Regions from separate parts of the Mus musculus genome. Here region 1 is linked to region 2. Evidence: chromatin loops called from intact Hi-C (ENCODE). Cell type or tissue: left cerebral cortex. All regions are shown on one strand. Links, peaks and the distances in the headings refer to the core of each region. The heading gives the core; the rest is flanking DNA.

The links. A loop is a pair of places that touch in the nucleus more often than their neighbours do. Peaks named below come from ENCODE experiments on the same cell type or tissue, not always from the same donor. Only the 100,000 strongest peaks of a DNase experiment are listed, where the experiment ranks them.
Region 1: it touches region 2 in a loop (2.5-fold over the local background); 3 of 42 quality-filtered maps call a loop at or near these places.

Annotation. Positions count from the first base shown.
Region 1 is chr19:8,821,527-8,831,479 of GRCm38, forward strand. It overlaps Hnrnpul2 (heterogeneous nuclear ribonucleoprotein U-like 2), which reads left to right. Exons shown (of 14, transcript NM_001081196.1): 2 at 1,278-1,413; 3 at 1,704-1,780; 4 at 2,004-2,143; 5 at 2,695-2,785; 6 at 2,880-2,992; 7 at 3,334-3,597; 8 at 3,745-3,867; 9 at 4,446-4,574; 10 at 5,118-5,286; 11 at 8,224-8,424; 12 at 9,362-9,435; 13 at 9,699-9,806; 14 at 9,929-9,953. Among named protein-coding and RNA genes, the nearest start is that of Hnrnpul2, 7.1 kb to the left of the region's middle. In left cerebral cortex, for the core only: no CTCF peak of the experiment used is centred there; no DNase peak of the experiment used is centred there; H3K4me3 peaks cover 714 bases; H3K27ac peaks cover 199 bases.
Region 2 is chr19:8,908,623-8,918,464 of GRCm38, forward strand. Ganab (alpha glucosidase 2 alpha neutral subunit) reads left to right here. Exons shown (of 24, transcript NM_001293621.1): 6 at 56-125; 7 at 299-386; 8 at 469-565; 9 at 811-991; 10 at 1,844-1,997; 11 at 2,086-2,321; 12 at 2,413-2,539; 13 at 2,655-2,734; 14 at 2,974-3,117; 15 at 3,242-3,338; 16 at 3,852-3,953; 17 at 4,089-4,332; 18 at 5,679-5,743; 19 at 5,920-5,996; 5 more. The coding sequence ends at 7,112. Among named protein-coding and RNA genes, the nearest start is that of B3gat3, 6.8 kb to the right of the region's middle. In left cerebral cortex, for the core only: no CTCF peak of the experiment used is centred there; DNase peaks (open chromatin) are centred at 3,391, 4,091 and 5,792; H3K27ac peaks cover 1,763 bases.

The DNA of each region.
Region 1 (9,953 bases), core at 1,207-9,206, 86 kb before region 2:
ATTCTACACTGGTGCCCTTAAGGCTCCTAACTAACTGAGCTGAAATGATTTAGGGGTTCTAGTGGAGTAACCTTGTGGTAGGTTTGTGGAAACTTCCCCCAGGAGTTAACGACTTTCTCCTTTTGAAATGCTTGCATGGTTAGAGCTAACCTATAGTGACTGTCAGGAGGGAGAGCTGCTTCTAAGTTTTACTTCCAAGTAGGTTTTTTTGCCTTAGAGTTTTTTGTACTGTTTCGTTGTTTCTTGGTTTTTGTTCTGGATCTTAGTGTTATAAAATTGGAATCTATTTTACAATGATTGTATGCAAAGTATAGTGTTCGGGGTTTTTGTTGTGTCCGATGTCCTGGGACTGAGGTCCTATTACATAACCCTTAATTTGTGTTATCCCAAATAGCAGATCAAAAGCATTAAAGAATAAGGGAGTGTTTTAAAGGAATTGTTGAAAACACTTAAGCCTTCAAAACATGAAAGCCTAAGGAAAAATTCCATGTGTTACTCCGTGTAAAGAATGTTACTGCCAGGTTTGGTGTCACTGGCCTTCAGTCCCAGCACTTGAAGGCAGAGGCAGGCAGATCTCTGTGTTTGAGGCCAGTCTGATCTAAATAGTGAGTTTTAGGACAAGCAGAACTACATAGTGAGACCCTGTCTAGAAACAACAACAAAAGAATGTTACTTAATATATAACACCACCTTCCTGCCCCAAATTTCATGCAGTAAAGATGCAGTGTTATTTATGGTTTGCTTGTGACCTAAGAATTTCTCTGGTAACTTTCAAGTTCCTGTTAAAAATACACCTGCCACTGTAAGACTGTGCATTTTAATGCAGAAAAGGTAGTCTCTTAAAGAAAATGTGAGATTTCTGTGTCAAGTAACTGCTGAAAAGTGCTAGAAAATAGTCATTAAGTACTTGACATAACTCCAGATCTGATGAGAATTGAAATTCACCTGTGAAGGTTTTTAAAAGACTTAAGGGATGCTTTTCTGTCATATCAGTGGGGAGATGTGCCAGGTTGGCTTGATTGAAGTAGATAAATTTAGAATGGGAAAATTGACCAATTTAATAAGCCCATAGTGGTTTCCATCCCAACCTACCCCCACCCCCCGCCCATCTTAATCAGTGATTTTGAAATTTGGAAATAAAACATGGATATAATAGGAACACTTTGTCTCAATCAGATACCCTCAGTTTCCTAAATTTTACTTAGATTCTCTTAGTTCTGAGCTCATTGTACGCTCCAGTATAAAAACTACTGATTTTCTTTCCCTCCCTTTTGTAGGAGATGACCAAGATAGTGAAAAGTCAAAACCAGCAGGCTCAGATGGTGAGCGGCGGGGGGTAAAGAGACAGCGGGATGAGAAGGATGAACATGGCCGAGCTTACTATGAATTCCGAGAGGAGGCTTACCACAGCCGGTGAGGGAAACACTCCCTTGATGGGAGTGTCTGCTCTGCTTTTGGTATTCCTATTGTTGATTGCAGTGTGGAAGGAGGGGTGGATTGAAAACTGGACTAGGTCCTTATAGGCATAAGTTTTAGAGTAAATCTATGATGGAAACTCGTATTCCCTTTTCTCATTGACTGAAAGAAGCTGTCTGCTGGAACTTGGTAATTCACCAATAGTTTAAAATGGACAGTGCCACACAAATACCTCACAGACAAAGAAGGTAGCTTTGGTTATGTTGCATTTGCTTTCCTGCCTGTAGCTCAAAGTCCCCACCACCTCCAGAAGAAGAAGCAAAAGATGAAGAGGAGGACCAGACGCTTGTGAACCTGGACACGTGTATGTATAAAGATTGCTTTGTGTTTTCAGATAGGGCTTTGTTGTGTATTTCAGGCTGGATTCCACCTTGTGATCCTCCTGCATTATTAGCCTCTGGACTATCTAAAAGTGACTTTTGAGAGTAAAATGTCGTGGTGTGGGTACCTGGACAGTGTTTGTATTTGTTGGCTCAGCACTTCTTGGTGTTGAGCGTTGCAGTAAGCCAGTTGCATCTTCTTAACAGATACCTCGGATCTCCATTTTCAAATAAGCAAAGACCGATATGGAGGCCAGCCGCTCTTCTCAGAAAAGTTCCCTACCCTTTGGTCTGGGGCAAGAAGTACTTATGGAGTAACAAAGGGAAAAGTATGCTTTGAAGCCAAGGTAAGTCATTCTTAAAGCGTTTATTAATTTAAACTGTGTATTAGACTCCTACCCACCATTTCATTAGTGCAGAAAGGTCAGCCTGCTTGAACATACCCTTAACACTGAACAACAAATTGACTCTTACAACTTTGTTTTGTTGTTTGGTTTTTGTTTGTTTGTTTTTTGTTTTTCGAGACAGGGTTTCTCTGTGTAGCCCTGGCTGTCCTGGAACTCACTCTGTAGACCAGGCTGGCCTCGAACTCAGAGATCCACCTGGCTCTGCCTCCTAAGTGCTGGAATTAAAGGTATGCACCACCATGCCCGGCTTGTTGTTTGTTTGTTTGTTTTATGTGCTGGTATGATTGATCTTAGTGCCTTGTACATATTGGGCACTGTATCTCTGAGCTATAGTCCCAGGCCCACAAACTTTGATTTAGGTTTAGTAAAAGTTCTTTTTCTAGTATTGAGCTGAGATTTTTTTATTTTCCAATTTGTATATGAATTTGTAACTCTTGACTTTGTACCTGCATTTGTCATAGATCTAAGAATTCATTTTCTGACTTGACCAGGTAACTCAGAATCTCCCAATGAAAGAAGGCTGCACAGAAGTCTCTCTCCTTAGAGTTGGGTGGTCTGTTGATTTTTCCTGTTCACAGCTTGGTAAGGTGATTTTGTAACTTCTTGTTTGTGTTTGTTACCATCTCGCCTACTCTGGAGACATGGCAGGCAGATGATTGATCGTTGACTCTCCTAGGTGAAGACGAGTTCTCCTACGGTTTTGACGGAAGAGGACTCAAGGCAGAAAACGGGCAGTTTGAGGAATTTGGCCAGACTTTTGGGGAGAATGATGTTATTGGCTGTTTTGCTGTGAGTGTTCCTGAAAATTGTGAATTTGTAGCAAAGGGTAGATAAAAGGCTAAGAGGATTCTGCTATGCTTCCTATCAATATGGACTTTTATACATTTGATGCATTGCTTGGTTATTTGAGATGTGCAATAGCCCCAGCATTCATTTATTTGCTTATTTCTACATTTATTTGTGGGAGAGGGTGCATATCAAAATATTTATGTGGAAGTCAGGACAGTTCTCTCCTATCTGACCCATCTCTCCATCCTCCTAACATTAGAAAATAAATAAATAAGTGGTAATACGTGATTGTCCTTAAAGCCTATCAACCTGCACGTGCTCCTGTGCTTCTGTCCTTGTAGAATTTTGAGACTGAAGAAGTTGAGCTTTCCTTCTCCAAGAATGGAGAAGACTTGGGTGTGGCATTCCGAATTAGCAAGGAGTCTCTGGCAGATCGAGCCCTTCTACCCCATGTCCTTTGCAAGAATTGTGTCGTAGAATTAAACTTTGGTCAGAAGGAGGAGCCCTTTTTCCCACCACCAGAAGAGTTTGTGTTCATCCATGCTGTGCCTGTTGAGGAACGTGTGCGGACTGCAGTCCCTCCCAAGACCATAGAGGAGTGTGAGGTATGCGCAAGTCTAGGCTTCATGCTTTAGGAGAGTGGTGGATATGTACTTTCAAACTTGGATAGGGAAAATATAACAAGATTTTCTAAAGAAAGATTTTATAAAATTGATTGATTTTTATTTCATTCCTGTTTCTTTTACTTGCAGGTGATTCTGATGGTGGGACTTCCTGGATCTGGAAAGACCCAGTGGGCACTGAAATACGCAAAAGACAACCCTGAGAGAAGATACAATGTTCTGGGAGCTGAGACTGTTCTCACGCAAATGAGGGTCAGTTGCTGAGAGGTGGGGAAAGGTGACTAGTCAGCTACGGTGTTTGCTGTGGAGACACTGAAAATCTCTGATAGCCTGTTCTTAGTCAGGGATGGGGGGGGTCTTTGAAGTGTATGAGAACAAAGACACCACACACTGTCAGTGTGTTAAGATATGCCCCACCTCTCCTGGATTGTCAAATTTCTGCAAACATACAATCTGAAATAAATCCAGGTTAAATATAGAAGTGACTACTACAGGAAATTAACAGTGTGATGAGTTCATGTGACACTTGTAGAATTTGAATAGTTGACTTTTGGACTCTTTTTTTTTTTTTTTAAACCATCAGATTTATGTATCAATAATATCACAATTTACAAGATGCCAATACAATAATTTCAGAGCCAATTGATAATGATAAGAGCTTTATCCCAATATTTCTAACCTTGAGAAATCATAGCTACTTGTGGCTGGTAAATGCCACCCGGACACATGTCCAAAACCATCTTGGTTCTTCTCCTACCCTGCCATGCTCCGTCTCTCTGACTTGGACTCTTAAACTTGCTGTGTAACTCTTTGCATTTCTCACTCATCAGATGAAGGGACTTGAGGAGCCAGAGATGGACCCCAAAAGCCGAGACCTCTTAGTTCAGCAAGCCTCCCAGTGCCTTAGTAAGCTGGTCCAGATTGCTTCACGATCAAAGAGGAATTTTATTCTTGATCAGGTATACAGACATTCAAGGGGGATCCAGAGATGAAAATCTTGTATCTATTTTAAAGTTAGTCTGGGATCACATGTAGAACGGAATTAAGGAATAGACTCAGGTTACCTAATGACTCTCTGCTTGTGAGTTATGTAATATACTTACACAGTTTACTGAGAGTGTCTGAACTCAGGTGGTAGATGGAGAGAAAGGAGATTTGGATTCATTCATTCCATTTGAATTCTTCAATCTATCCTAGCTTTTGGACAAGTCTTTTACCTCTCTAACTTCAGTTTTCCTGATATGTGAAATATCATTTGTCAAGTAGTATCTCAAAAATTAAAGGAGAGTGGGGGTTATAGCTCACGGGTAGAACAATTTTCTAGCATATGCAGAGCTCTAGTTTTGGTCCTGATTACCACAACGCAATGATAATAGTGATTATTATTAAAGGAAATTGTGTATTGACTTCTAATCTGATGCTTTAGTTATAAAGATAAAGTTTTCTTTCATAAGTTGAGTAGTGACTTTTAACCTTAAACATGTTATTACTCCTGTTACTAGTGTAATGTGTACAACTCTGGCCAACGAAGGAAGTTACTGCTGTTCAAGACATTCTCCAGGAAGGTGGTGGTAGTTGTTCCTAATGAGGAAGATTGGAAGAGGAGGCTGGAGTTGAGGAAAGAAGTGGAGGGAGATGATGTGCCTGAGTCTATAATGCTGGAGATGAAAGGTGAGCTGGAATTTTACGGATGAGAGAATCCACTCCCTGGTTAGTGCAACCTTGCTTATCACCAAGAGTGACTCTCCACATCTAAGGTGTACATTTAAGAGCAATTTAATAGTTAGAACCACTGTAGGTAAACTAATGAGTAGAGAGCAAGGGGGTAAATAACTGTACATGGCAGCATGTGCTTGTAATCCCAGCCCGTGAGATGTTCAGGAAAGAAGACTATGAGTTAGGAGAGACCATCCTGATACAGTAGGACCATATTTGGGGTTGGAAAAAAGTCAGGGTGATGCATGCCTCTAATCTCGGCACTTGGAAGATGAGTGCTAATCTGAGCTAAATGAGAGGCTGTCTCAAAAAAAAATGGTAGAATGAGAAATGAGATGTTTAAATCCAAACAAGATACTTGAAGTTAAGGAAGCGCTTGAGTCAGTGATTTAAAGAGGTATTTACTTATTTGTCCAGCACTGCCCTCGTCATTGGGAAATATCAGCATATGAAATGAACTTCACCCTCATAACTCAGATTTTAAAATTAGGATTGATACTCCATGAAAATGGCAAGGATGATTGTTTGGGTTTAAATTTAAATACAGTAGTGATAGAAGTCTGTCTTCTGTGCCTTAATTTCTGGGGTGCTAATAGGTTTATGTTTTGTTTTCATTTTTGTTTATTTTCTTGATTTGGTATTTGCCTGAGTGTACTGTCCTTTTAAGGCAGTGTTAAATATGTTCATTGTTTTTGCTTCATGTTCTCCTGAGATCGTATTTTTCATCGTTTTTCCTTTAGCTTAGGTGCCCACTTACCCTGTGAACTGCTGGCTATGGAAACTCATAACCCCTGGCTGTGGGAGTCACTTCTCATATCGATGACCAGGAGCATCTGAACTTATAAGAATTAATTTTAACATACCTGGCAAATAAATATTCAGGCACTTGGAGGAATTTAGTACAGTTTTATAAGATACGGATAGCTGGATTAATGTGAGAATCATAATTGAAATCAAATTCACTATGACACAGTCTATGAACTTGATGTCCAAATACAGGCAGATAGTATAATTGGCCATCATGTGTAACTGATAGATGAGAGGCCTTTAGTGGCAAGGAGATGCTTTTAGCCTCTTTGTGTAACTGTGTGTATATATGGAGTGGGTTGTGCTGAGAATTGAAACCCAGGGCCTTGTACATGTGAGGCAAGTGTGATACCCTCACCTATACCCTCAGTCCCAGCTTGAAGCTCTAATAATGTTACTTCTTGTCCAGGCATGGGTGGTGCTTGCCTTTGATCCTAGCAGAGGCAGAGACAAGTACATCTTTATGAACTTGAGACCAACCTGGTCTAGACAGGAAGTTATAGGCCAGGCAGACTACTTAAGACCACATTCTTCTCCCTCTCCCCACCCTTCTCTCTCTAGGTTTACTTATTTCTGTATTTTGCCTACATATATGTATTAAATGTGTGCGTGGTGGTGCCCTTGGAAGTCAGAAGACGGCATCAGGAGCCCCTGAACTGCAACTAGAGATGGTTATAAGTACTGTGTGGGTGCTGGGAACTGAGCCTGGGTCCTCTACAAGGACAACAAGATGCTTTAATATTGAGTTATCTCTCCTGAGCAGTTTTTTTCTAAGTAACACCAAAACTTTCTCGATTACATTTAGCCTGTGTTCCTGATAGCTCACTGCGAATCTATTGCAGATTACTTAAGAACTTGTTAATCTAGTTTCCAGATAGCCCCTTATCTTGTGCTATTGCACTTTAGGGAAACGAAAGTTTGTGTTTAGGCATAGTAGCACTTGCCTAGCATCAGAAGGCTGAGGCAAGAAGATTGTTGTGCGTTCTAGATGATCCTGCGCTATATGAACAGACCCTGCCTTTACAAAGGGGGAGAAAGTCATGGTGATACTTACCTATGATCTCAGTACTTGTGAGATTGGAAGCAGGAGGATTAAGGTCATCCTCAAGTATATAAGGGAGTTCCAGGCCAGCCTGAGCTACATGAGACCATGTCTCAAAAAAGCAGTTGTTTGTTTATTTCAGGATGAGTTGGTATGAGCTTAGCACATTTTAGAGCATTACTGAGTTAAGCTTTGAAGTGTTAGGCTTGGCTTGCTTGATGAACAGGCCTGTTGTCCTGTCACTTGGGGAGGGTAAGCCAGGAGGATCTTGAGTTTGAAGTGGGCACAAACTGTATAGCAAGCGAAAGTCCAGCCCGAGTTATACATAATAATAAAGCTATTTCAAAGGAGTGGAGGAAAAAAAACTCAAAAGAGAAGCAAAGTATGGTAACAACAGCAATAATTGTAATCCCAGTTCTCAGAAGGCAGGAGGTAGAAACATTCAGACCACCCTGAGATGCGTGAGGCCTTATGTCTAAAAAAGACATAAGAGCTAACCTGTCTCAGCCCTTGAAGCCTGGAGTTTTGATCCCAGTACTCACATACCCAGATAACAAGCCAGGAACCCTGTGTACTTCTGAAATCCCACTGAATGACCCTGTCTGCAAAGGAGCAGTGTGATTTAGACATAGACTATTAACAACAAAGCTGGGCATGGTGCATCTTTTATCCCATCAGAGAGGTGAATCTCTGGATTTGAAGCCAGATGTACATAGTGAGTTCCAGGATAGCCTGGGCTATGTAGAAAGCTCCTGTCTCAATAAATAACTGGGTGTAGACTCGAAACTATAATGCTGTTCCCAAAGAGGCAAGAGGCCAAGGCAGTTAAGGCTAGATAGCCTTATAACTTAAGTCTCAAAGTGAAAAACAAAACAAAAACTTGATACAGCTCAGTGAGAGAGCACTTAATTAACATTTGCAAAGCCCTGGTTTGATCCCCAAACCACCCAAAACTAAAGTATGCTTCCTCTGGTAGATTTTCATGCATTCTTACCCTGTCTGTGCACTTTCTAGGCCCACAAGCTTCTCTCTTATTCTTATAGCCAACTTCTCTCTGCCTGAGAAATGCGACTATATGGATGAGGTGACATATGGGGAGCTGGAAAAAGAGGAAGCTCAACCCATTGTTACTAAATACAAGGAGGAAGCAAGGAAGCTACTGCCCCCCTCTGAGAAGCGTACAAACCGCCGGAACAACCGCAACAAGAGAAACCGGCAGAACCGAAGCCGAGGCCAAGGCTATGGTGAGTCCTAGAGACCTGGCTGCCCACAGTGAGCAGCTTTCCTGATGAAGCTTCTTTCTTCTTGTTGTGCCCTTTACCCCCTGCTTCATAAGCTTTCCCCATAGTCTTTCAGCCAGAAAATAGTTACTGGGGGGCAGAAATACCATCCCTTGAAACAGTACAGAGCCTCCTCATATGCCTGGTTTCCATGCAGGCAAGCAAGTTGGTTCCCCACTTCACTGCAGTCTTAAGGATGTGCAGTGAGATCTAATTCTCATCTTAAGATCACTTGATGCTTTATTAAATCAGTCCAGTTTCACAGACAAAACTGAATGGATTCTTCCTCGTTTTAGATTGTTACAAAGGAAGTTAGTTATTAGTGGGATTAATTTTCCCTCAGAATGTCTAGTTAGTTTGTCAGTTAAATCCCCAGTGTATATTTATAATTGCTCTTTTTAAAGTATGTGTTTATGTGTGTGCAACTGTAAATCAGAAGGTGGTTAGTGCTAGCTATGTCCTAGACACTGGGAATAACGGGTTCCTAGCCTTGATTAATGCAGATTTTGTTTTCTTTCTGTACAGTGATAGGTATAGGCTATATGACAGACATCTCTGACCCCTTTCTGGGCTGAGAGTCTGATCCTGTGAGTGGCAGTTTTTACTCACGTTTCTACATCTGCCATGTATCCTTTTGTCATCTAAGATGTTTTTGCAGGATTGGAGAGCTTCAGAATCAGGGTGGCTTTGTTTTCTTGTGTCTATTCTTGTGCCCTCCCCTCTCAGACTCTTTTAATAAAAGATCCTGGCTGGTGCTTTAATTAACAGTGTGTGAGCCAGGCCAGAGCAAGCCTCCTCCTCCCGTAGTATTGCCTTTGGCTCCAGCTTTTTGATTTCCACTCAGATGTGGAGCCAGGACCCCATGCCAGCTGTCTGAGCGCCCTCTCCATTTCTCTTCCAGTGGGCGGGCAGCGCCGAGGCTACGACAACCGGGCCTACGGGCAGCAGTACTGGGGGCAGTCTGGAAACAGAGGGGTGAGTGCAGCTCTCCTTCTGCTCCTCCCTCTGGGCTGTGAAGCCATTCCTATTGACTTGGGGGAGCAGAGGGGTTTGGGCTGTTTTCTTAGGGCTTTAGGGTTTTGCCCACTTAATATGTTTATCTGGAAGAATTTAACCCGGGAAAAGAATTTACCCTGCTTACAGTGTCGAGATGAAATATTTCTTGTTCAGTAATGGGAAACTGGGGTGTACTTTTGAAGACCCATATATCGTCAACACTCCTCTCTCTCCTTCCTCAGGGCTACCGTAATTTCTATGATCGATACAGAGGTGACTATGAACGATTCTACAGTCGAGATTATGAGTACAACAGATACAGAGACTATTACAGACAATACAACCGGGATGTGAGTATTATCTTGGGTAGATTGAGGGTGAAGGGGACAGGACCCGCTGGATGGATGAGTGTCGTGCCTCTTCATCGTCAGCCAGCTCTGGCTCTAAGTGATGGGGTTTCCCTCTCTTCTAGTGGCAGAATTACTACTACCACCACC
Region 2 (9,842 bases), core at 1-8,000:
AGCCCCTCGTCCCCGCCCCCTCTGGATTGGAGCAGACAGCTCTCCTACCTTCCAGGCAAGAATCAAAAGACCCAGCTGAAGGCAATGGAGCCCAGCCTGAAGCAACACCTGGGGATGGTGACAAGGTAAGTTGAAGTGCCAGGTGGTTGGAGTGGAGAATGGGGCTGCCTGGGAGGCCGGAGAGTAAAGGCCCACAAGAAAACTGAGCCTGTTCTCATCCTAAAGGATGAGATTTAGACCCTGAGAGTGGGAAAAGATAACTGGGACGTGAGTGGGTATCAGTCCACTTTTCTTACAGCCAGAGGAGACCCAGGAAAAGGCTGAGAAGGATGAGCCAGGAGCCTGGGAGGAGACATTCAAAACACATTCTGACAGCAAGCCTTATGGTGAGAGGCTGGGAAAGCCCTGGACAGGGGCACAGAGGTATCTTGCCAAACAGAAGCTCTGTAAATCATCCTTTTCTTTCAGGCCCCACGTCTGTAGGTTTGGACTTTTCTCTGCCAGGAATGGAACATGTGTATGGGATCCCTGAGCATGCTGACAGCCTGAGACTGAAGGTCACTGAGTGAGTCCGATAGTAACACTAGGATGGGGTTAGAAAAGGAGGCAGTCAGGGCTGGGGATTTGCTCATACAGTTGTATATTGTAGACAAGCATAATTCCCTTCTTGTATCTGGGCTACCTCCTTGCTTATGCACTTGTTTTAAAGAAAGAGACTTTCGTTTTCTCTCAGCTATGTCTGTGGAGTAGCATTTGCTTAAGCTGTAGCCTGGCCATTGATTAGCCTAAGTCTTGTCTGTCTACCACCAGGGGCGGTGAGCCGTACCGCCTGTACAATTTGGATGTGTTCCAGTATGAGCTGAACAACCCCATGGCTCTATATGGGTCTGTGCCTGTGCTCCTGGCACACAGCTTTCATCGAGACCTGGGCATCTTCTGGCTTAATGCTGCTGAGACTTGGGTTGATATATCCTCCAACACGGCTGGGAAGGTGAGGGCATGGCATGGGAGAGATGTGGTGAGAGTCTGCCATGCCTTATGCTAGGGATGCGGATGTGAGTGTGAAAACACGAATGAATGGCAGAACTTATTTGAGAGACAGTCATAGTCATTGCTAGGTTGCCTTCATGTGAAGCCACTGCTTCTCTGGCTTGAGAAGATTCCCTTGTTCCTTGTCCATTCTGTAGGAACACTCTAGGTTGCAGGGGTTATGCTGCCAATCTCTGGGCCTGGAGAGATGGCTCAGTGGTTAATAGCACTGGCTGCTCTTCCAGAGATCTTGAATTCAGTTCCCAACAACATGGTGGCTCACAGCCATCTGTAATGGGATCTGATGCCCTCTTCTGTCTGATGCCCTTTTCTGTCATTCAGGCATTCATGCAAATAGAGCAGTCATATACATAAAACACATAAGTAAAGACGTCTTGAAAGAAAGAAAAGAGCTCCCAGTGTGAGGGAAGAAGACAGGTATTATCAGGTTATTATAAGGCAGAGGACTTCGGGAGTGGTAAATGGCAAGCTGATGTGTGGTCCGTGAACGCTTCCTTGAGGAAATGAGACTTTTCTCTCTCTTTTTTTATTTCTCCCCTTCAGTTTTTCGAGACAGGGTTTCTCTGTGCGGTCCTAGCTGTCCTGGAACTCACTCTGTAGACCAGGCTGGCCTCGAACTCAGAAATCCGCCTGCCTCTGCCTCCCAAGTTCTAGGATTACAGGGGTAGAGACTTGACTCTTAAATTAAATTATAGTGAGGTGTTAGGAGCCAGCTGTGTGAGACTCAGGAGAAAGTGCTGCTTTTGTTTCAAGTTGGCACTGAAAAGCTGACTTCCCTTTGTCTCCTTCACAGACCCTGTTTGGGAAGATGCTTGATTACCTGCAGGGCTCTGGGGAGACTCCACAGACAGACATTCGTTGGATGTCAGAGAGTGGCATTATTGATGTTTTCCTAATGCTTGGCCCTTCGGTTTTTGATGTCTTTAGGCAGTATGCTAGTCTCACAGGTAGGTGATATTTCCATTTCTGGCTAGCAAGTGCTCTTAAGTTTTGCTATTTCTTCAGCTCCAGTGACCCTTTCATTTAAACCTGCAGGGACCCAGGCATTGCCCCCACTCTTCTCCCTCGGCTATCACCAGAGTCGCTGGAACTACCGGGATGAGGCTGATGTTTTGGAAGTGGATCAGGGTTTTGATGATCACAACATGCCTTGTGATGTCATTTGGTTGGACATTGAACATGCTGATGGCAAGCGGTACTTCACTTGGGACCCCACCCGATTTCCTCAGCCCCTCAATATGCTTGAGCACTTGGCTTCCAAGAGGCGGAAGGTAAGGGGGTCCTGTAGCTGTGTTTGGTCTTCTTGCATAGGGTTGAGGCATGGTAGTCTCCACCATTTCTCCTTCTGTTCTTTGTTCCCAGCTGGTGGCCATTGTGGACCCCCACATCAAGGTAGACTCTGGCTACCGAGTTCACGAAGAATTGCGAAACCATGGGCTGTATGTTAAAACTCGGGATGGCTCTGATTACGAGGGCTGGTGCTGGCCAGGTAGGCAGGCCCATAATTGAAGGGGAGGCTATGGAGCAGCCAAAGAGGTAGAGATATTTTGTTATGTTTTGGTTTTGCCTCTTTGGGAATTCAGAGTTGGTGTTTTCTCTCTCAGGCTCAGCTAGTTACCCTGACTTCACTAATCCAAGGATGAGGGCCTGGTGGTCTAACATGTTCAGCTTTGACAATTATGAGGTAGGAAAGACTATCCATATGCCTTCTGTCTTTTCTACTTTTCCTTCATGAATCAGCTTTTCAGTTCAGGACCATTGCTTTTGTTTGACCTATAACATTTCGTGGGGACTTGAAGATCTTGGAGGATTCTGAAAAAGACTTGGTTCTGGATTTCTAGAAGCTTTCTTTCTGACAGTGTTTACTGTCGACCGTCGTCCTCTTTTTTTCCCCCCATACATAATTGGTACCTGTGTTTTCAGGGTTCAGCTCCTAATCTTTATGTTTGGAATGACATGAATGAACCGTCTGTGTTCAATGGTCCTGAGGTCACCATGTTGAAGGATGCTGTGCATTATGGAGGCTGGGAGCACCGGGACATCCATAACATCTATGGCTTATATGTGGTAAGGAACCGGGAGAGGAAAGTTGGCAGACAAAGGGAGGACAGTAGTTAAACATGGAGAATATATAGTTGTCAACCAGATGACAGATGGCATTTGTTCTTCACTCTCTTCTCTTTCTTCCTAGCACATGGCGACTGCTGATGGGCTAATACAGCGCTCTGGGGGCATAGAGCGTCCCTTTGTCCTGAGTAGGGCTTTCTTCTCAGGCTCCCAGCGCTTTGGTAAGGTTTGGAGACTAGAGCTGTGGCAGCTGTGTGTGGGAGTAAATGCCTGTAATCCTAGCACTTAAGGTTGCTGAGTCAGGAATAGCTTTAGTCGTAGGGCTGCCTAAACTGTCCAGGTAGTCTAGGCTACCCTGATGTGTTTAGTATGACTCTGTCTCCAGGGAAGAGTAAGCAAATACAGAGGTGTAACACAAAATTATGAAGACCAGATCAGAGGAGCCATAGTATCTTTGGAGAGCTGCACACTGCAACCTCCAGCTGTATATTTTGACATATGAATGGTATATCTAAACCTCGCTTAAGCCTTCTGGCAGGGATGGAGGGGGAGCACTGCCTAGCTTATGCAAGGCCTTTGCTAAGTTCCTAGTACCAAAAAAGAGTTGTGTTTAACTTCACTCTCATCAGAGTGTCCTGGACACTTGTCTAGTGACAGTGGCAGGTCAGAGGATACCTAGATAAAGGCTGAGTTCCTTGCTCTATATCAGGCTCCTTCCCCTTTGACCCTTTTAGGAGCTGTGTGGACAGGGGACAACACTGCCGAATGGGATCATTTGAAGATCTCTATCCCTATGTGTCTCAGCCTGGCACTGGTGGGGCTTTCCTTCTGTGGAGGTAAGAGAAGGAGACATTTGGGGTTTTGATTGGGATAAAGTCAAAGGACCTGGGCATGAACAAAGAATATTTATATGAATGGCTGCCAGCGCTTCTTCTTTGCCATTTTGCAACCTGCTCCTTCTCCTCTCCCAGCGGATGTGGGTGGCTTCTTCAAGAACCCAGAGCCAGAGCTGCTTGTGCGCTGGTACCAAATGGGTGCCTACCAGCCGTTCTTTCGGGCTCATGCCCACTTGGACACTGGGCGGCGAGAGCCATGGCTGTTAGCGTCTCAATACCAAGATGCAATCCGAGATGCCTTGTTCCAGCGATATTCTTTGCTGCCCTTCTGGTATACCCTCTTCTATCAAGCTCACAAGGAAGGGTTTCCTGTCATGAGGTAAATTAGTCAGTGGGGTCTGTGTAGAGTCAGATAGATGACTGGGAGATAATGAGGTCTGGTTTGCATCTCTGGGCCTATTTCTTTCCCTTTCCAGGGCCTTGTTTGTAAGGTTTTAATATGAATATGGAAGAGAGGTCTGAGGATGTAATTCAGTAGTGGAGTTACTTGCCTCTTAATGTAGAAAGCCATGAGTTCCGTCAAGCCCCAATGTCACCAAAAAAAGAAACAGGCAAATGAAATGGGTAAAAGCAGTTGCTATCAAATATAGGAGTTCAGTCTCTAGAACATGATGGAAGTAGAGAATTGACTCCTAGAAATTGCAAGTTTTTTTCTGACCACCATATCATGGCATATGATCCTCCATGCCTTCAAAATTGTAATGATGACAATGACGACGACGACGATGATGATGATGATAAAAAGCCTGGTCTTGTTATATATGTCTATAATACTGAAATTTAGGAGGCTGAGGTATGAGGTAGGAGGAATGAAAGTTCAAAACCAGCTTGTGCTACATAGCAAGGCCCTGTCTCAAAAAGAGAGTTGCCAGGCTGTGGTGGCGCACACCTTTAATCCCAGCACTGGGAACCAGAAGCAGGCGTATTTCTGAGTTCGAGGCCAGCCTGGTCTACAGAGTGAGTTCCAGGACAGCCAGGGCTACACAAATAAATCCTGCCTCGAAAAACAAACAAACAAACAAAAGACAAACAAACAAACAAACAAAAACAAGAGAGAGTCATGGAAAGACTAAAGGGAACAAGTGTGAGTAATGGAGGCTAACCTGAAGAAGATTGCCCACAGTGATAAGTTATTGACAAGAATAAGAAACATGAAGTTACAGGATTAGGTAGTCACAAAAGGCACTTTTGAGAATATAGCCACATTAGGAACCTGTACAATGAATGAAGTAGGTGTTTGTGATCTCAGGGAAGGACATTCCACAGCGAGGAGGCTGCAGGTGCCAAAACACTGAAACAAGCCAGAAAATGAGAAAAGAAAAGTCAGTGGGCCTTGGGAAGGAACTGGTAGACAGATTGTCATTAGGAATAGAGATGATGCTTATGCCCCTAAAGGGCCTTGCAAGCTATGTGTCACTGAAGTGCTCAAGGAAGCCACTGAAAGACAGAGAACTGTGGGTAGAAGAGTGGAGTTAGGGAGGTAAGAGAGAAAGTACAGTGACCGGGCAAGGTGGAGTTCTGTAGCTGCAGCTAAAGTCCTGAATCCATTGGCTGAAAGCTCCTGGATTTCTCCCCAGTGCAATTCTAATTGCTAGCTCTTGGAGGAGAGCATCTTTGACCTCTGAGAATATAATGGCTTCCTTTCCTGTCTTGCTTCTTTCCTAGGCCCCTCTGGGTACAGTATCCTGAGGATATGTCTACCTTCAGTATAGAGGATCAGTTCATGCTTGGTGAGAAATGGGAGGACAGCTGGTAGGAGGTTGGGCTTCAGCTTAAGAACAATGTGTGGGATGTGTATGTGTGGAGTTGGAGTAACTGTGGCTGGACTTGTGACAGACAGATCTTCTAATGCTCTCTAGACTGGCAGCAAATGCCCTCGTTCCCTGTTAATTCTGGTATGTTTTAGGTGATGCACTCCTTATTCACCCTGTATCGGATGCTGGGGCCCACGGAGTGCAGGTCTATTTGCCTGGCCAAGAAGAAGTAAGTTACAGAATATTGTGGGCAAAGAAGCAAAAGCATGGAACCCCTATGCACTGAGTGATCCAGTATCTTGTCATCCACAGGTGTGGTATGACATTCAGAGCTATCAGAAGCATCATGGGCCCCAGACCTTGTATCTGCCAGTAACTTTGAGCAGTGTGAGTATATCTCTCTAGCTGCCATCTCTGTTTGCTTGTACTTCTCCAGAAGGGGAGAAAATATATAATTTGGGGAGTCAGAGGGAAGGAACATAAGATGCTGAAAGGCCTGAAGGAGTAGTGCTTCACTGCAGCACTTTTGCCTTAGATCCCCGTGTTCCAGCGTGGCGGAACCATTGTGCCTCGATGGATGCGTGTGAGGCGCTCTTCAGACTGTATGAAGGACGATCCTATCACTCTCTTTGTTGCTCTCAGTCCCCAGGTGAGTTTCCAGTGGGTGAGAGCTATCTCAACTATTGCCTGTTTTCTAGGACTCAGTCCTCTGGATGTGAATGAAGGCACTCCCTCTTTGGCTTAAGTTCCTCACCTCTTCCTGCACAGGGTACTGCCCAAGGAGAGCTCTTTCTAGATGATGGACACACCTTTAACTATCAGACTCGCCATGAGTTCCTGTTGCGGCGGTTCTCTTTCTCTGGCAGCACACTGGTCTCTAGGTAATGGGGTGTCCTCTATGGGCCTTGCCTTCAGGGGTGCTCAGGTTCGCTGTGCTTTTGTTGCCTTTGAACTTCGCTTTGGATTATCTTCCTGCCCATTTCTCCAATTGGCATTTGCTTTTGTTGCCTCCAGTTCAGCAGACCCCAAAGGCCACCTTGAGACACCTATTTGGATTGAGCGAGTAGTCATCATGGGGGCTGGAAAGCCAGCAGCTGTGGTGCTCCAGACCAAAGGTTAGTGATAGGTCTGGCCTTGAAATTGGGAAAAGAAGCAGAGGTAGGGTTGACAGGGTTGCAACCTTGCTATGGAGAGGTAGCCTATTATTGACTGTGGTGCTTGCCTTTCTTCCACAGGATCCCCTGAAAGTCGCCTGTCCTTCCAGCATGACCCTGAGACCTCAGTGCTGATATTGCGTAAACCTGGTGTCAGCGTGGCATCCGACTGGAGTATTCATCTTCGATAACCCAAGGAACTTGTTCTGAGTTGGGAGGAAGGGCATGATGGTATTGAGTTACCTTTTCTTTTGCCTTGGAGTTTGACCCTACCTAGATTTCACCTTCTAATTCTACGACCCAGATTCTGTCAACATCTGGGCAAGATGACAGGGCTGTCCTAGGGCTCTGAATTCCACTTGTGACCTAGTCTTTCCTTCTGTGTGTTACCAAGCCCTTCATACTCAGTATCCTGTTGCTGTAACTGGAGCACAGTCATTTGTGAAGACCAAGGGGCCTTGTCGTTCTTTTTCTCTTCCTTAGGGTCCCTACCTTCTCCTTAGACCCCATCTATTCAAGCCTCTTGTTTGTTGATGCCATTTCTTGGAAGAAGATGAGGGCAGTGAACATTAGGGTTCCTTTTCTTCTTCCCTGTTCCCTCCTATCCAAAATGCCCATCCTTTCATTCCTTCCCCTGAATGTCCCCTTCTCTGTTCCACTGATACACTGGGACCACCCCTTACTTGGTAAGGGACAAATGGATCAAGATTGAGGTTCCTGGAGAACGTCCTCTTCCTTCTCATCTCAACCTTGTCTTCCTGTTTCTTTCCAGAGCTGCTGCATTTCTCCCATCTTAGAGGGAGACGCTTCCACACAATTAGGAGGGCAAGGTTATTAAACTTCTTTTGCCCCTCTGGTCCCCTTGGGACACTCAAGATAGAGACATGAGTTGTGGTTTCACTGAATCACGGTCACCTGTATTTATTGCTGGGAAGAAGACTGAGGGTGGGGGGAGACGATCATGTGTACCCAGGGGTGGCTTCAAGCCCTGGTAAGCGGGTTGAGGGAGGACTCAGGAACCAGGAGAACTATTTGTGGGAATTTTTTTTACTTCCTCTGGGTTCCCAACTGTGACAAGTTTTGATAAAAAGGAGAAACAATAAAAAACGAAACAAAACATAAATAATAATTGGATGTCTGAATTATACTTGTAAACTGAACAAAATCGCTCCAGTAAATAGTGGCCTACCATTTTATTCTGTATAAGCTGCTTCATTTCAGCAAAATGAGCCAACCTGAGGGCGGCTTTAGCTTGAGATGCTAGTCCTTTAGAAGAACCCAGCAATGGGTCTCAGGAGGTGAACTGGTCAGAAAACTGCTTTGTCTCGCAAATATAGGAGCCTGAGTTTGATCCACAGACTCACTGTAAAGAAAGCTGAGTGTGTAAGCCTAATTCTTTTTTTGTTTTTTTTTGTTTTTTTCGAGATAGTTTCTCTGTATAACCCTGGCTGTCCTGGAACTCACTTTGTAGACCAGGCTGGCCTAGAACTCAGAAATCCACCTGCCTCTGCCTCCCGAGTGCTGGGATTAAAGGTGTGCGCCACCACCGCCAGGCTGTAAGCCTAATTCTTGGGAGGCAGAGACAGTTGGATCCTTGGGGCTCTGGCCAGCTTGCCTAGCCTACTTGGTAAGTTCTAGTCCAGTGAGAGATCCAGTTTCAAAACAAAACAAAAGAATAAGGATGGTGCCTGAAGAACACTCAAGATATTTATTAACCTCTGGCCTGTACACATATTCACAGCAACTGTCATATTTTAAAGTGGACATAATAAGTAGTGATCAGCGCTAATGGGCGTCTTTTGGAAATACATACAGGGTCAAATGTTTTCATCAGAAGGCTATTTTTAGTTAATAGCACTTTTTTTTTTTTTAACAGATTTATTTATTATTATATGTAAGCACTGTAGCTGTCTTCAGACAACAGAAGAGGGCGTCAAATCTCATTATGGATGGTTGTGAGCCACCATGTGGTTGCTGGGATTTGAACTTAGGACCTTTGTAAGAGCGATCTTTTTTTTTTTTTTTTGGTTTTTCGAGACAGGGTTTCTCTGTATAACCCTGGCTGTCCTGGAACTCACTTTGTAGACCAGGCTGGCCTCAAACTCAGAAATCCGCCTGCCTCTGCCTCCTAACCACTGAGCCATCTCTCCAGCCCAACAGTATTTTTTAAATTTACCTTTTGATTTAGGGTCTCACCATATAGCTTTGACTGGCCTGGAAGTCAAAAGCTCTTCCTGCCTCCCTTAGAGCTGGGATTAAAGGCTTATGCCACTGAGCCCAACCTAAGACGGGATTTTGACATGTAGCCCACTGGCTTTGAGCACCTGATCCTTTAGCCACAGCCTCCCAAGTGCTGGTATAATAGATAGCATTACCATACTCAGCTTTTAAAAATTGCTTCGCAAGCCGGGTGTGGTGGCACAGGCCTTTAATCCCAGCACTCGGGAGGCAGAGGCAGGTGGATTTCTGAGTTTGAGGCCAGCCTGGTCTACAAAGTGAGTTCCAGGACAGCCAGGGCTATACAGAGAAACCCTGTCGTGAAAAAAACAAAAAAAGAAAAAAAAATTGGTTTGCAATGCTGGGAATTTGACCTATGGTCATGCCCTATATCAGCATTTAAAAAATCCTCCCATTGTTATGTTGAACTTGCTAGCAAAGAGCTGGAGTCTGATAGATTGCCTGAGTTGGGAGTCCAAAGCCATTCTAGACCACAGACCCTTTCAGATAAGGATTAAAAAAAAAAACAAAAACAAAAACAAAAAACCTTTCTGGGAATGGTGGAATAGTTCAAGGACATCCTGAGATCCTGAGACTTTTAAGTTGAAGGCTATTCTGGACTAAGTCTCAAAACTATTGTTGGGAAGATTGGAGAAAGGACAAGTAGTGGATACTTGGTTACAGGAAAAAAAGTTCTGAAATTT